2 separate regions of the Homo sapiens genome follow, and region 1 is linked to region 2. The links are chromatin contacts, found by Hi-C in ENCODE. All regions are on one chromosome and are shown on one strand. Each heading gives the region's core, a stretch centred on a gene start or an enhancer-like site at or near the end of the contact. The rest is flanking DNA. Distances are from core to core; before and after follow the strand shown.

Region 1 (6,679 bases), core at 1,207-3,706, 330 kb after region 2:
CTATTGAATTTCTCTAAGTGGGAGGAAACTTACAGATCACAGCACATGTTTGAAAATATTGCTTAAGGATATGGTCTGGCAATTTCTCAGACTAGTATCTAAAAGGACAATTCACTTGCAAAAATAATAAAAACCTGTTTCTAACATCTCACGTGTACAGGCACAGAGCTCACCACCATGCACATGGGTGAAAAGGTATAGATGTACTAACAGATCTTGCTCCAATGAGCTACCATGATGGTTGTGGTATAGGTAAATCCTAATGGGCTGGGCAGGATATCAACTTGGTAATGACCAATAAGCTGGATACTGTGGAGAAAGATCAAGGCTCTGGGTCACATGTACAAAAGGAGAAAGTTACTGACATCACTAAGTGAGGACAGTGTAGGGAAGGAGAATGTTAGACAATCTCAATAGTAGAACAAGAAAATCATCATCACAGTTAATATTTCCCAGAACTATATTGGACTGAGAGATGCATTCTCAGACCAGCCTGGGACATGATTTTCTCCTTGTACATTCACACATTTGCCTGCTATTCAGTGCCATTTATGCTGTATTCCCACACATTGGCACTCAGTTTAATTTCCAGAAAAGAAGCTGAAAATTAAAGTGACTCAGGAGGAATTTTTATATTACCTGATGATTGCTATTGACTGGTTTTTCCAAGATACCCTAACAACTTGTAAAATACACATGTAAATTGTAATAATTTTCTATATTAGCATTAAGAGAAAAAGATAGCATGTTAGCTTCAAAAAATAAAGTTAAATAATTCAAAACAAAAAGAATCAATTTTTTTAAAATCACAAGAAAAGCTCAGTATAGATGAGTTGTTTTAATAAAAATGACAACCACAATGGCAACAATAACTCTACTAGCTCCTGGCTACATCGCAAGTAGAGGTTCTATCTGCTTTGCATGCATCACTTCATGAAAGCTTTGCAACAAGCCTAAGTGTGGATATCATCCCGATTTTAAAAATGAGGAAACGGGGGCTCAAAAAGGCTAAACAGCTGATCTACAACACGTAGCTACAAAGTGACAGGGTCAGGTTTTTAACTCAGATAACTAACTAATTGGCTGGGGTAGGACATTCACTTGGTAATAAACTGATGTGGTACTCTTACCCCCAATGTTTTGCTTACAATTAGTATTCTGTGAAAGAGTGATACTTTTGAAAAAGATACTGTTTTATTGATATAAAATTCTAAAATTCAGCATGTTTTCAAAGAAGCAAAATAGTTTTCTTTGTAGAGTCCTGACATGAGTTCCTAAAATATATCACTTTTTTTTTTTTTTTTTTTGAGACGGAGTTTCGCTCTGTTGCCCGGGCTGGAGTGCAGTGGCGCGATCTCGGCTCACTGCAAGCTCCACCTCCCAGGTTCAAGCCATTCTCCTGCCTCGGCCTCCCCAGTAGCTGGGACTACAGGTGCCCACCACCACGCCAGGCTAATTTTTTGTATTTTTAGTAGAGATGGGGTTTCACCGTGTTAGCCAGGATGGTCTCGATCTCCTGACCTCATGACCTAAAATATATCACTTAAAAAGCTGATGGAAAATAAACTGGGGGCCAGGCGTGGTGGCTCACGCCTGTAATCCCAGCATTTCGGGAAGCTGAGGTGGGCGATCACTTGAGGTCAGGAGTTCAAGATCTGCCTGGCCAACGTGATGAGACCCTATCTCTACTAAAAACACAAAAACTAGTCAGGCGTGGTGGCATGTGCCTGTAGTCCCAGCTACTTGGGAGGCTGAGGCAGGAGAATTGCTTGAACCCAGAGGCGGAGGTTGTAGTGAGCTGAGATCGTGCCACTGCACTCCAGCCTGGGCAACAGAGTGAGACTCCATCTCAAAAAAAGAAAGAAAAGAATATAAACTGGGGGAAAAAACCCAAACCAAAAAACAAACAAAAAATCTTATGCAAACATAGATCCTGGGTGGGTAAAATATTATCTATATAATAACAACCTATGTATTCCTAAGCATCAGAACTTCTGACAAACTCCTATAACTTCTAAAAAAATATGAGAAATATGGTAAAATTTTTTTGAGGGCATCTGAAGACATTTTAAATGTAAGCTCTAGAGAAGAAAAGTTCTTTCAGAATTAAAAAAATATATACACATATTTCTCAAACAGTATATAGGCTCTGGGTTTAAAAAAGAAAGGACAGGGTGCTACAGTACTTGCCATCCATTTATATTTAGATGGAGCCCAACTGTCCTAACAGTGTTTATAAATCTTTTCCAGAGAAGCTGGAAAACACACCGTTTTATAAAACTGCATTATAGGGTTTTTGCTACGAGATACTGAATAAGATATATAATCCACATTTCCATTGTTAGTCAGTAGTGCAGAAACACACATGATCCCAAATGACTGGGGCAGAGGGGATCTCACCCCAAGGTTCCATGCTGACACAGGCCACGTGAGTGAGGCTATTTGAAACTGCACCAGCAGCTGTCATGACACAGCACTACCACTACTCACTAGGCATGATGAGTGGCCACAAATTGAAGTGCAAATACAGAAGACAGAGCAACTCAATCCGTCCTTCCTCTGAGACTCCCACAGTAGAGTCTTGTAAGCCCCATTCCCGAACTCCCAGATCCGCCCTCACCACACACAGCTACGGTGGAGGTCTAGGGGCTGGGGTTTTGTTTCGCCTCTGATCCCTAACATTAGTCTGCAAACACCTTTCTCACGGACAACTTTGATGACATTTTCTTTTCAAATCAATTAACCAGTTTCAAGTCTTTACCCCACACACAGCATATTTTCAAACAGACCATCCAAATCAGCAAGTCGATCTGACTCTATGATGTGGCCCAGGACGGAAGCCAAAGATTATTCAGCCCTTTCTCAAAATACCAACCAAATATCAAGAGATTGTCCACAGGTTTATTTTTCCTATCATTTTCCTTCTCTTGAATGAACTGTTTTAAATAGTGAGCCAGGTGCCCAAAGCCAAGATCTCAAAGAAGTAAGTATTTTAGGAAAAAAGAAAGGACCACGTTTACTTTGGGCATAGCACTTTCTCGTCCTCATTAGTTTCTTCTTTACTTAGTAGGTAACTATGCAATGAGCTCAAACCGACCCATCATCCCAAGAATGGAAAAGAAAAAATGGCGGTGGTAGTGGTGCTGGTAGCAGGGTATTCATATAAGAAAGAGAATTAGAATTAATTAACACCAAAATGTCTAAAAAACTGAATTGAGGGGAAACAGATCTTTGGAGAAAAAAAGAACTATTTGATCCCAGATGGAACAAACTGGCACTACGCATGACCCTTTGTCAGCCCCTTAATTGTTCTTTATTTTTAAAATGTTTTGTAGAGATGAAGGCTCACTATGTTGCCCAGGCTGGTCTCGAACTCCTGGCCTCAAGCAATCCTCCCACTTTGGCTTCCCAAAGTGCTGGGATTACAGGAGAGAGCCATTGCGCTTGGCAAAGTTGCACTTTCTTTAGAGCTGCCATTGACATTGAAAAAAGAGATGATTCTTATTTTGTCTGATTCCTATTTCAAACCCCTGGGAAGAAGGCATTATTGTCCACAAATACTAGGTTTCTTTTTACTTTTAATTCAAATGAATTGGATTTTAGATCAGTATTTACTCTAGAAACTAAAAAAATACATTAATCTTACCTATTACTGGGATACTGTAGGTGAATATATATCTGGAAGTACTACTGACCTGAACTGCTCTGCTGTCAACAGCAACAAAGCCATCGATAACAGCAGTAATAATACCAATAATACTTTTCAGTGCTGTTGCACACATACAGAATAGCTGCTGTTAGAGTTTAACCAAAATCTGGGAGGCAAATGGAATTGGGACATGGTGTGTGTGTGTGTGTGTGTGTGTGTGTGTGTGTGTTGGGGGTGGGGTGTTCATAATTGAAAAGGAACATTCCTCAATGAAGAATACAGAACACCTTCATCAGCCAGAAAACTCCAGCTTCTTCCCAATCATGTTAGTTAGATTTTTGCCAAAGCATGGAGCATGAGCATCAATCAGCAGCACTGCTAAAAACCAGCCAAGCTCCCTCATGCCAATGCCAATCAGTTAAAAACCTTTATCCCAGTGTTTGTGGAGGAGCTTCGTCTGAAACCACATGAGAGGAAAGAGGATCTTCAAATAAGACCACCAAGGGGATGACCACCAGGCAGACAGGCTTATTATCGGGAAGCCACCTAGCAGTAGAGGGGAATCACAGTGAACACCGTCCAGCCACCGGCACATCAGCACTTGCATCAGAGACTGTGTGTATGCCCCAAAGGGAAGCTCCACTGGAACTGGGTAAAGGATGGGGTAGGGGGAAACATAACTTCTTTTTTTTTTTTTTGTGATGAAGTCTTGCTCTGTCACCCAGGTTGAAGTGCAATGGTGCGATCTCAGCTCTAACTGCGGCCTCCACCTCCCAGGTTCAGGTGGTGCTCCTGTCTCAGCCTCCTGAATAGCTGAGACTACAGGCACGCATCACTACACCTGGCTAAATTTTTGTATTTTTAAGACAGACTGGGATTCACCATGTTGGCTAGGGTGGTCTCGAACTCCTGACCTCAAGTGATCCGTCCACCTCAGCCTCCCAAAGTGCTGGGATTACAAGCATGAGCCACTGCACCCAGCCATAAATATGACTTCAATATGGACAAAATCAACACTGGAGAGCAAGGCCTGATCTGGGATACAAAAGAATAATTCATGTTAACACTGTGCACCAGGCCACTGATGACTCCAATTGGTTTGGCTGAGAGGATCAGAGGAATTAACAAATGCTTACTGAATACTCATTGATTATTGAAGGAGTTAATTTATATATAAGAAGGTAGTAATTGATTCAAATAAGGAACCTGTGATCTCGGAGGGCTAAATGATTAAACTGATACCACCTGTAAACTCTGCAGAGTTAGCGACTAGAGATGTCTAGATTCTGTAACGTCCGCTGAAGCAATGAGCTGTCTCCAATGGGAGTTCCTCCACCTGGAGTTTGGAGTCTACATCCTCCTGAACACCCTATATCCACTCAGGCTTCCAAAAGATCACTCACAGCAGACTTGTTGCTCAGTTAGGTTGTTAAATAACCCATTAATGTGATTCTGATGTCTGAACGTCACTTCGAAATGTCTCTGGGATTCCTCCCAATTGGTGGGGAAGTAACAGAGTGGAATGAATCTTGACTCCTAGCTATGGTCCACCCTGCACTGCAGGGCCAAAAGCCCCAGTGGCTAATCTTAACACTCTACTCTTACTGTTTAAAGACAGAAATTGCCAAACTTTCTCATAAAGTTGTTTTTTCCTACTTTTTTCTTCATGGTTCTATACTTTTTTTTTTTTTTTGGAGACAGAGTTTCACTCTTATTGCCCAGGCTGGAGTGCAATGGCACCATCTCGGATCACTGCAACCTCCACCTCCCGGGTTCAAGCGATTCTCCTGCCTCAGCTTCCTGGGTAGCTGGGATTACAGGCACCTGCCACCATGCCTGGCTAAATTTTTATTTTTTAATTTTTAGTAAAGACGGGGTTTCACCATGTTGGCCAGGCTGGTCTTGCAGGTGAGCCACCTGCCTCATCCTCCCAAAGTGCTGGGATTACAGGCATTAGCCACCGTGCCTGGCCCCTATACTCTTTATATAAATACATTACACTTGTTTTTCACAGTCTGGCTGGCTGGCTGTCTTTCTCTCTCTCTCTCTCTCCCCGCCCCCCACTTCCCCCTCCCTGCCTTCCTCCCTCTCTTTTTCCTTCCTTCCTTTCTTTCCTTTCTTTTTTTGAAACAGACTCTCGCTCTGTTGCTCAGGCTGGAGTGTAGTCGTGTGATCTTGGCTCACTGCAACCTCCGCCTCTCAGGTTCAAGTGATTCTCGTGCTCCGGCCTCCCAAGTAACTAGGATTTCAGGCATTCACCACCACACCTGGCTAATTTTTGTATTTTTAGTAGAGACAGGGTTTCACCACGTTAGCCAGGCTGGTCTCGAACTCCCGGCCTCAAGTAATCTTCCTGCCTCAGCCTCCCAAAGTGCTGGGATTACAGGTGCAAACCACCATGCCTGGCTAATTTCTGTATTTTTAGTAGAGATGGAGTTTCACTATGTTGCCCAGGCTGGTCTCCAAATCCTGGCCTCAAGCTATCTTCCCGTCTCGGCCTCCCAAAGTGCTGGGATTACAGATGTGAGCCACCATGCCTGGCGTTTAATTTAAATTTCTTTTTTTTTTTTTGATAAGGAGTCTCATTCTGTCGCCCAGGCTGGAGTGCAGTGATGCGATCTTGGCTCAACCTCTGCCTCCTGGGTTCAAGCAATTCTCCTGCCTCAGCCTTCCGAGTAGCTAGGATTACAGCCATGTGCCACCATGCCTGGCTAACTTTTGTATTTTTTGGAGATATGGGGTTTTGCCATGTTGGTCAGGCTAGTCTCAAACTCCTGACCTCAGGTGATCTGCCCACCTGGGCCTCCCAAAGTGCTGCGATTTACAGGCATGAGCCACCACACCTGGCCCTACATTTCATTTTTATAATTAAAAAAAGAGGCCCCCTAGGCAAAAACTTCATAAACAGAAATCAATGAAAAGGCCAAAAGCTTTAATCCTGCAACAGAATCCCCAATTTGATATGCCAGAGATCTGATAATTCTCTCACCATGTGCTTGCCTTGGCAGCACATATGCCACAATTCTCTAT
Region 2 (6,873 bases), core at 1,151-3,650:
CAGTTGGCATTACCCAGTGTCAGCTACCATCACAGGGAGAGTTAAGTTGCTACTACACTCTTCCATGCACCTCTCTGCTTGCCTGTTTGGATTAGCTTCTTGAAATGTGTTGCCTTGCCCCTTACTACCTAGGGTTTTGCATCCATTCTCTCATTTAACAAACACTAGCTGAGATTCTATTTGCCAGATCCCAGTCTGGAGCTGGGAAAACTGTAGTGAGCAAAACAGATCTGCCCTCCTGGAGTTTGTAATCTAGTAGGTCCATCATGATAGTTGTGCCATTTAGCCAGATCTTGAGTTCTCCACTGGGGTGCTAACGTCCTCCAAAAGGGCATTTTGGAAATGCTTGAGGTTGTCAAATACAGGAGGTTTCTTTTGGCATTTGGTGGGCAGATGCCACAAGCTCAGCAACACACAACACAATGCATTATCCCTCCTCTTACTTGACTGTCACCCACTGTGTATGCATGTAAGTGAAAAACATTTTTAATCATCTGAGCTTAGAACCTAATTTCATTCCATAGTCTATATTAATATGCATAGTAATTTTAATATATATCCTAAATTACCCTGGAATGCAGCTGCAGTGCAAATTGAGGGAAGATGACACTTTATTTTGTTCTGAACTTTTACCATATGTTATTTTCCATGTCAGAAAATGGCATCTCCAGATATCTCCAAAAGACTTCTTGTATTTGATTTGCTAAAACACTCATCTGTATGAGTCCACATCTGTGGCTATCTCTTTCTGCAGGATTCTATGTGCAGTTGCAACTTTGAGACTACATCATATCTTCCTGGTGTTGTTGTGGCCAAGCATTTATGTCTTGAAATTACTTTCCTTTTATTTCCCCTTTATTTTACAATTAGACACCATATGGATTTCTTAAAGTGATGTGTACATGTAGTTTATATTATCTGTGAATTTCTTTCAGGCTAGAAAAGAGGATTATAAAACACTTGCAATTTTAAAATGGAGTATTGGGTTGGGTGGGGTGTAAGTCACAAAGCTAGATGTTCCTGCCATGGCAACAGCACGCCTTTGCGGGCAGAGGTCCTGCCCATGAGTTTTCGGTTGTAGTCCTAAGATTCTGCATGGGTCCAATCAGAACAAACAGAATGAGAGCCTTGGAGAAGGATCCTGGAGGCCTCCTATTAGGCCAGGATTGCTGGAGTTTGGGGACTTTGAGAAGTCCTGGAAGAGAGACTGGGGCAGCCAGGGCAGCAGGGGGTACCCAAAGGGCTTGGAAAGTGGCTGTTTGCCAACCACTATAAAGGATCATGGCGCCTTAACAGCTGGTGAAGCTGCCCTTGTGCCCTTTGGCTGAATGTCAGCTATAAGCTCAGCCCTCCTGCTGACATGTCTGTTTCCCGTGCAAGTAAACTCTTCAGGCTGTGCCCATAGCTCCACTGGGTAAACCACAGGACGTGTGCTACTAAAAGAAATCTGTTTCTCTTTCATTCTTCTTCTGCCTTGAGCCGGTAGAAACTCAGTGTCATTAACATCATGTCCCAGAAATGTGAGTTTCTGATCCTGGGGTTCTTCTAGCACCCTTGCATTGAACTTGAACAGCTTTTCCCAAGGACTGTCCCCCAACGCCCCCGAGATTGTCAGGGTGCCCCATCTGTTCTCCACCTTTTCCAGTATGTCCCAGAGTCATGTAAGTAAATTGCCTGAGATTCTCAAAAAGAGATGACCTAAGTTTCCACCCCATTCTAAAGGGCCTGCATTGTAAGCATGTCCTTCTTACCGCATATCGTGGGCACCATGTTCTCAGTTCTTTCATCAGCTACAGTGTTTAACTCAGCAATAATTATTCCATTTCGTCCAGCTATCCATGATATGCTTTTTCTTCAGTATTTGAGGTCAGTAAAATTGCTTGAATAATTACAATAATAGCAGCTGTCATTTTTAGTCCTCTATTGTGTGTCAGACATGATGCACATATTGTCTTATGTAATCGTCATCAGAACCTTACAGATGACATAGGAAGAATACTGGGGCTCAGACTAGTGTGAACGATACGGTTTAAACCCAGATGTTTCCTGTTCCGAAGCCAATGCTTTTTTTGTTTTGCCTAAGAGTATTAGCTGTGGGAGCGAGACATATCTGGGTCCAAATCTCAGTTCTAGCCAGATGATCTTGGGCAAGTTACTAAGTATTTCTTGATCTTGTTCCCTCACTCATAAAACAGGGATAATAATGCTAATGTTTCCACCAAAGTTTTATGATGTTTACATAATATATAGAATACAAAGTACAGTGCGTGATTTATAGTAAGCAATCAGTAAATTTTCATTTCTTCCCTCCCCGCAAACTGATCTTAAGATGATAGTCATCCCACAGGACTCTCAGATTTCTGCGGGCTTCCTCGCATGACCTGCTGATGAGGACCAAATAAATCCCATTGTCTATCCAGTTCAGCTGCTCTTGGCCCCAGCCTTGTCCCTGTGTTTATTCTGGAAGGAGTACTTAATGTGCCAGGAGGAAGGAAAGGGTTTGACCTTACTGGTCTTTGCAGGAACTGTGTTCTGTACTTTGCAGTACCCATGTGCGATGCTGGAAAGGTACATCTTAGAAACGCAGAGAAATCTTCTATAATCAACCATGGGAAATGGTTGTCTATTTTTTCTCTCTATAAATTTCCCAACTTCTTGTGATGTTTGCCAGTGGTGGGGTGCATGTATTTTGATTTTAACTTTGTATTTTGGGGTCACCAAAAAAAATCAAAACACAAATAAGTCTATGGGCTGGAAGTCAGAAGGAGCAGAACTGAGGGAAGGTAACTGAAAGAGAAAAACAAGATTGGTGAGGCACCAGAGGGTCTAGCAGGAACATGGAACTGCAGCTGGCAGGCTTTATTCTGTGCTGCCGATCAGCAGCAGGCATATTATATCCTGGACTATGTGCCGGCGTCCAAAGTGGCTGGAATTGAAAGTGAACTTTAGCCTATGCGTGGCTGAATTCAGGTCAGCCAGTTGGGGGGAAAAGCAGCTTTTATCCCTGTCCACTTCCTGATTTCTCCTCATTGATGTTCCATACTCCGTTCTGATCAGCTGCTAGCATGTGACAGGCTGGCTGGATCAAACAGCATCAACCAAATGTTCAGTCAAACGTTGTAGTCAGCTAAATATTTTCACATAAGCCTTTTTTACATTAATAAAATCTCCCCTCCTCCTCTGACCCCTTTGTACTGCTTCACTCCTTTTTTTCATAGTACGATATCCCTAATATGTCTGTTGTTTACTGTCTGTTTACTGCTTGTAAACCCCAAAGGAAAGACCCATTTTCCCCACTTATGTATCGCAAGTCCCTAGGACTATGCCTGGCACCTAGTAGGTGCTCAATAAATATTGTAACAGATAAAAAGAACAAGAAAACATGAGGTCAGAGTTAGTGGATATCAGGCAGAAAAAAATGTTTATGAAGGAAAACAGAGGAGGACATAAAAGACAATATCTGATCATTTTCTTCACGTGTGAATAAAAAATCTGTATCAAAACAAGATAAACTATTACCTTCTTTAGAGAGGTACATTTTATTTCCGATTTACCCAGATCACATTGGACTTTTCAGAAGCTTAATTTTTATTTGTCACTTCAGTGTTAGTTTGTGTATTCATTCACTTGTTCATTCATGCCTGTTACATGACACTATGTTTAGTATAAAAATGCAAGCTAGACCACCAGCATCCACTCATATAACCCAAATAAGCCACTTAAATAGTGCACCTCTCTCTCACCTCAATTTGTTAAGATATGATAGAGATGAAACCAAGGCTAAAGGTTGTTTCTCTCTACAGGCCAACAAGTTTTAGGATATAATGAGTAATTGACCTGGGAAATTAAACAAAAATAATTTCACCGCCAACCACAGACTGTACCCATAATGGAGGCTGGCTGTCTCACAGACTTTTGCTGCTGGCCAGAGTGAATGACTCAGCACAAGTCAACCCCAGGAGAGAAACAATACAGAGCTCACCCCTGGCTGATTGAGGGCCAGAAGCGCCATTCTTGTAGGTGAGGAACAGAGCATGTATACACTGTGTTGTTCTGAATTGGAACTGAATTGTACTGAATACAGGAACATATAGCACATTTATGAATCATGTGTACTGGATTGAAAATGTGAGAAGATGCTCCCAAGCAAAGACACACTGAGGAGTGGAGACCAGAAAGGAACTGAGCTGAGGAGGGGGCAAAAAAAAAAAAAAAGCAAGCCCATTGCAGCTGCACTGCAGATATTACTCATCAGTTGTGGCCCCTGGGAACACCTGGTTGAGGGCAGCCGAAACAGTACGTCTAAATCGGAATTCCTGGTCTTTGCGCTAAAGCCTGCTCCTTCTGCCATTTCCCCCATCTCAGTTGATGGCGACTCCATCCTTCTAGTTGTTCAGGTCAGAGACCAAGGAGTCATTCCTGACTCCTCATTTGCTTTGATACCCCACATCCGGTCTAAAATCTACTTTTCACAATCTCCACTACATTCACTCTGGCCTGAGCTGCCTTCATCTCTTGTCGGAATTATTGCAGTAGTCTCGAATACGATGTCCCTAGTTCTGCGTTTACCCTCCAATAATCTATTCTCAATACAGCAGCCAGAGCGATCCTTAGAAAAGAAAACCACATCATGTTATTCCTCTGCTCAAAACTCCATGGTGATCTCCGCTTTATTCAGGATAAAAGCCAAAATCCTTTCAGCAGCTCCCATGATTGGTGCCCCAACACCCTGTCATTTTCTGTCTGACTTCAAACCCTGGCCCTTTCTCCCTCAGTCGCTCCATTCCAGCTACATGGTTCTGCTTGCTCCTTAAACACTGGAGGCACATTCCTACCTCATGATCTTTGTAGTGGCCGTTTCCTCTCTCTGGGGAGCCCTTCCTCCAGATGTCTACATGGCTAATGCCACTTCCAGATATTTATTCAAATGTCACCTTCTCAATGAGACCTGTGCTGGCCATCCTATTTTAAGTGGGAACCCACCCCCCATATATATTTCTGATCCTCCTCACTAGGTTCTACCTTTTTCCCTCTATGGTTTTTAACAGTTAACATGCTATATAATTTAGTTATTTATATAATTATTTATCTGCGTCTCTCTCCCCCTGTGATGGTTAATTTTATGTGTCGACTTGGCTGGGCCCTGGGGTGTCCAGATATTTGGTGGAGTATTATTCTGGGTGTTTTTGGATGAGATTAACATTTAAATTGGTAGACTGAGTAAAGTAGATTGCGCTTCCAAATCAGTTGGAGTGCCTCATCCAATCAGTTGAAGGCCTGAATAGAACAAAAGTCTGACCCTCCCTTAAGTAAGAGAGAATTCTTACCGACAGCCTTTGAGCTGGGAAATTGGGTTTTTTGTTTTGTTTTGTCCCCTGCCTTTGGACTCGAATTGAAAGATCGTTGGCTCTTCCTGGATCTCCAGCCTGCCAGCCTTCAGACTTGGACTGGAACTTACACCATTGGCTCTCCTGGGTCTCCAGCCAGCTGACTGCAGATCTTGGGACTTGTCAGCCTCCATAATCACATGGGCCAGATCCTTGTCATAAATAAATAAATAAACATATCCTATTCATTGTGTTTCCCTGGAGAACCCTGACTAATACATGCCCCTTGCCACTTAAACAAAAGAGGGCAGGGACATCAGAGTGCTGTCTGTATTGTTTACTGCTGTACCCCAGCACCTGGACCAGCTCTGGCACATAAAAGTCACCAGTATATATTTATTGAATAAATGAAGAAACAAATGAACCAGCAGGTAACAAAATAACTCTCTTTACCGATAATAGTGAGCACAATTATCTCATTTTATTACACAGTCATGATTTATAAGCTTTACATCTAAGAACTGAGTCAAAAATCAAAGAATGGTCCTTCCAGCACATGCCTCATAGAAAGTAGTTCTGGTTGTACATCACGTTTCATGCTGGATTTATACACACCGTTAGCCACACTTTCCCTTTGGGGTCAATGTCAAAATCCAGGCTCAGCAGTCTACAAGCACTGATAAGGCTTGGAGTCCATGGGATTTATGGCATATGGAGCTATGGGACTCCTCTGGACTTGGAAGTGACCAAAAATCCCCCTTGGACGACAAAGAAGCATCTCAGCTCAAGACTCGAAGATGAAAGTTCATTGGCCGTGAGTGTGTGCTGCAAAAGAAAAAGACTGCAATTTAGTGGCTTTTTTCCTTAAAAAGCCTGCTTTTTCACACAAGTTTAGGTGTGTGAAAGAGAAAGCAAGAAAATACAGAGAAAGAGACAGGAAAGAGACTGTAACTGTCAATGGTGGGAGTTGTTAGAAGTGGGGACAGGGCTGGCCAACAAATGACCTGCAGAAAAGACAGCAACAGAGGACAGAATCCCAGTGCAGTGGGGGGATAGCTATGCCAGCAGCCCATCCAGAGATGTTTATAGCTCCTGAAAGCAACTGCTGTGCATGCGTGTGTGGGTGGGGGGGGGGGGTAAGTCAGGGAAAACAGGCTGCTTTACCTCTGTTAAATGCCCTTGAAAGCATCTCCATGGTTATAAGTGAGACAACCAGAGAGGAAGGGGCAAATGAATACACAGTGAGCAGCCCAGCAGGCCTCCATGAAACCCTGAAGCTACCCCACAGGCCTCTTATAGCAGCATCTCCCTGGGTCTATTCACAGAATACCAGTTCCTTAGAAAACTGTGGGTGAAATTAAAAGCTCCGTGGATCAAAAAGCTTGAAAAACATCAGGTTACGCAAAGTTAAACAGGTTTCTTTAGTATCTTGTTCAGTATTCTGAAGTGAATTGTGGGCCACCAAAAGAGGGGGCGCCATATGCAGAAGCCTCCCAACCCTGTTGACCAGGAAGCACGGCTCATGTTGAGCTACTCACCAAATGAG

What was found. A loop is a pair of places that touch in the nucleus more often than their neighbours do. Pooled maps may share reads with other maps.
Region 1: a map with no recorded cell type shows a loop between it and region 2 (2.0-fold over the local background). The contact joins two enhancer-like sites. A Hi-C loop is called at or near these places in 7 of 37 single-sample maps with no recorded cell type and 9 of 50 pooled maps.

Annotation. Positions count from the first base shown.
Region 1 is chr6:17,817,711-17,824,389 of GRCh38, forward strand. All of the region lies in intron 16 of KIF13A (kinesin family member 13A), which reads right to left. Among named protein-coding and RNA genes, the nearest start is that of NUP153-AS1, 110 kb to the left of the region's middle. Within about 2 kb of position 2,457, at least 2 of the 41 ENCODE cell types and tissues checked have a DNase peak (open chromatin) inside an H3K27ac peak, as active enhancers do.
Region 2 is chr6:17,489,576-17,496,448 of GRCh38, forward strand. The region is part of intron 4 of CAP2 (cyclase associated actin cytoskeleton regulatory protein 2); the gene reads left to right. Among named protein-coding and RNA genes, the nearest start is that of CAP2, 99 kb to the left of the region's middle. Within about 2 kb of position 2,401, at least 6 of the 41 ENCODE cell types and tissues checked have a DNase peak (open chromatin) inside an H3K27ac peak, as active enhancers do.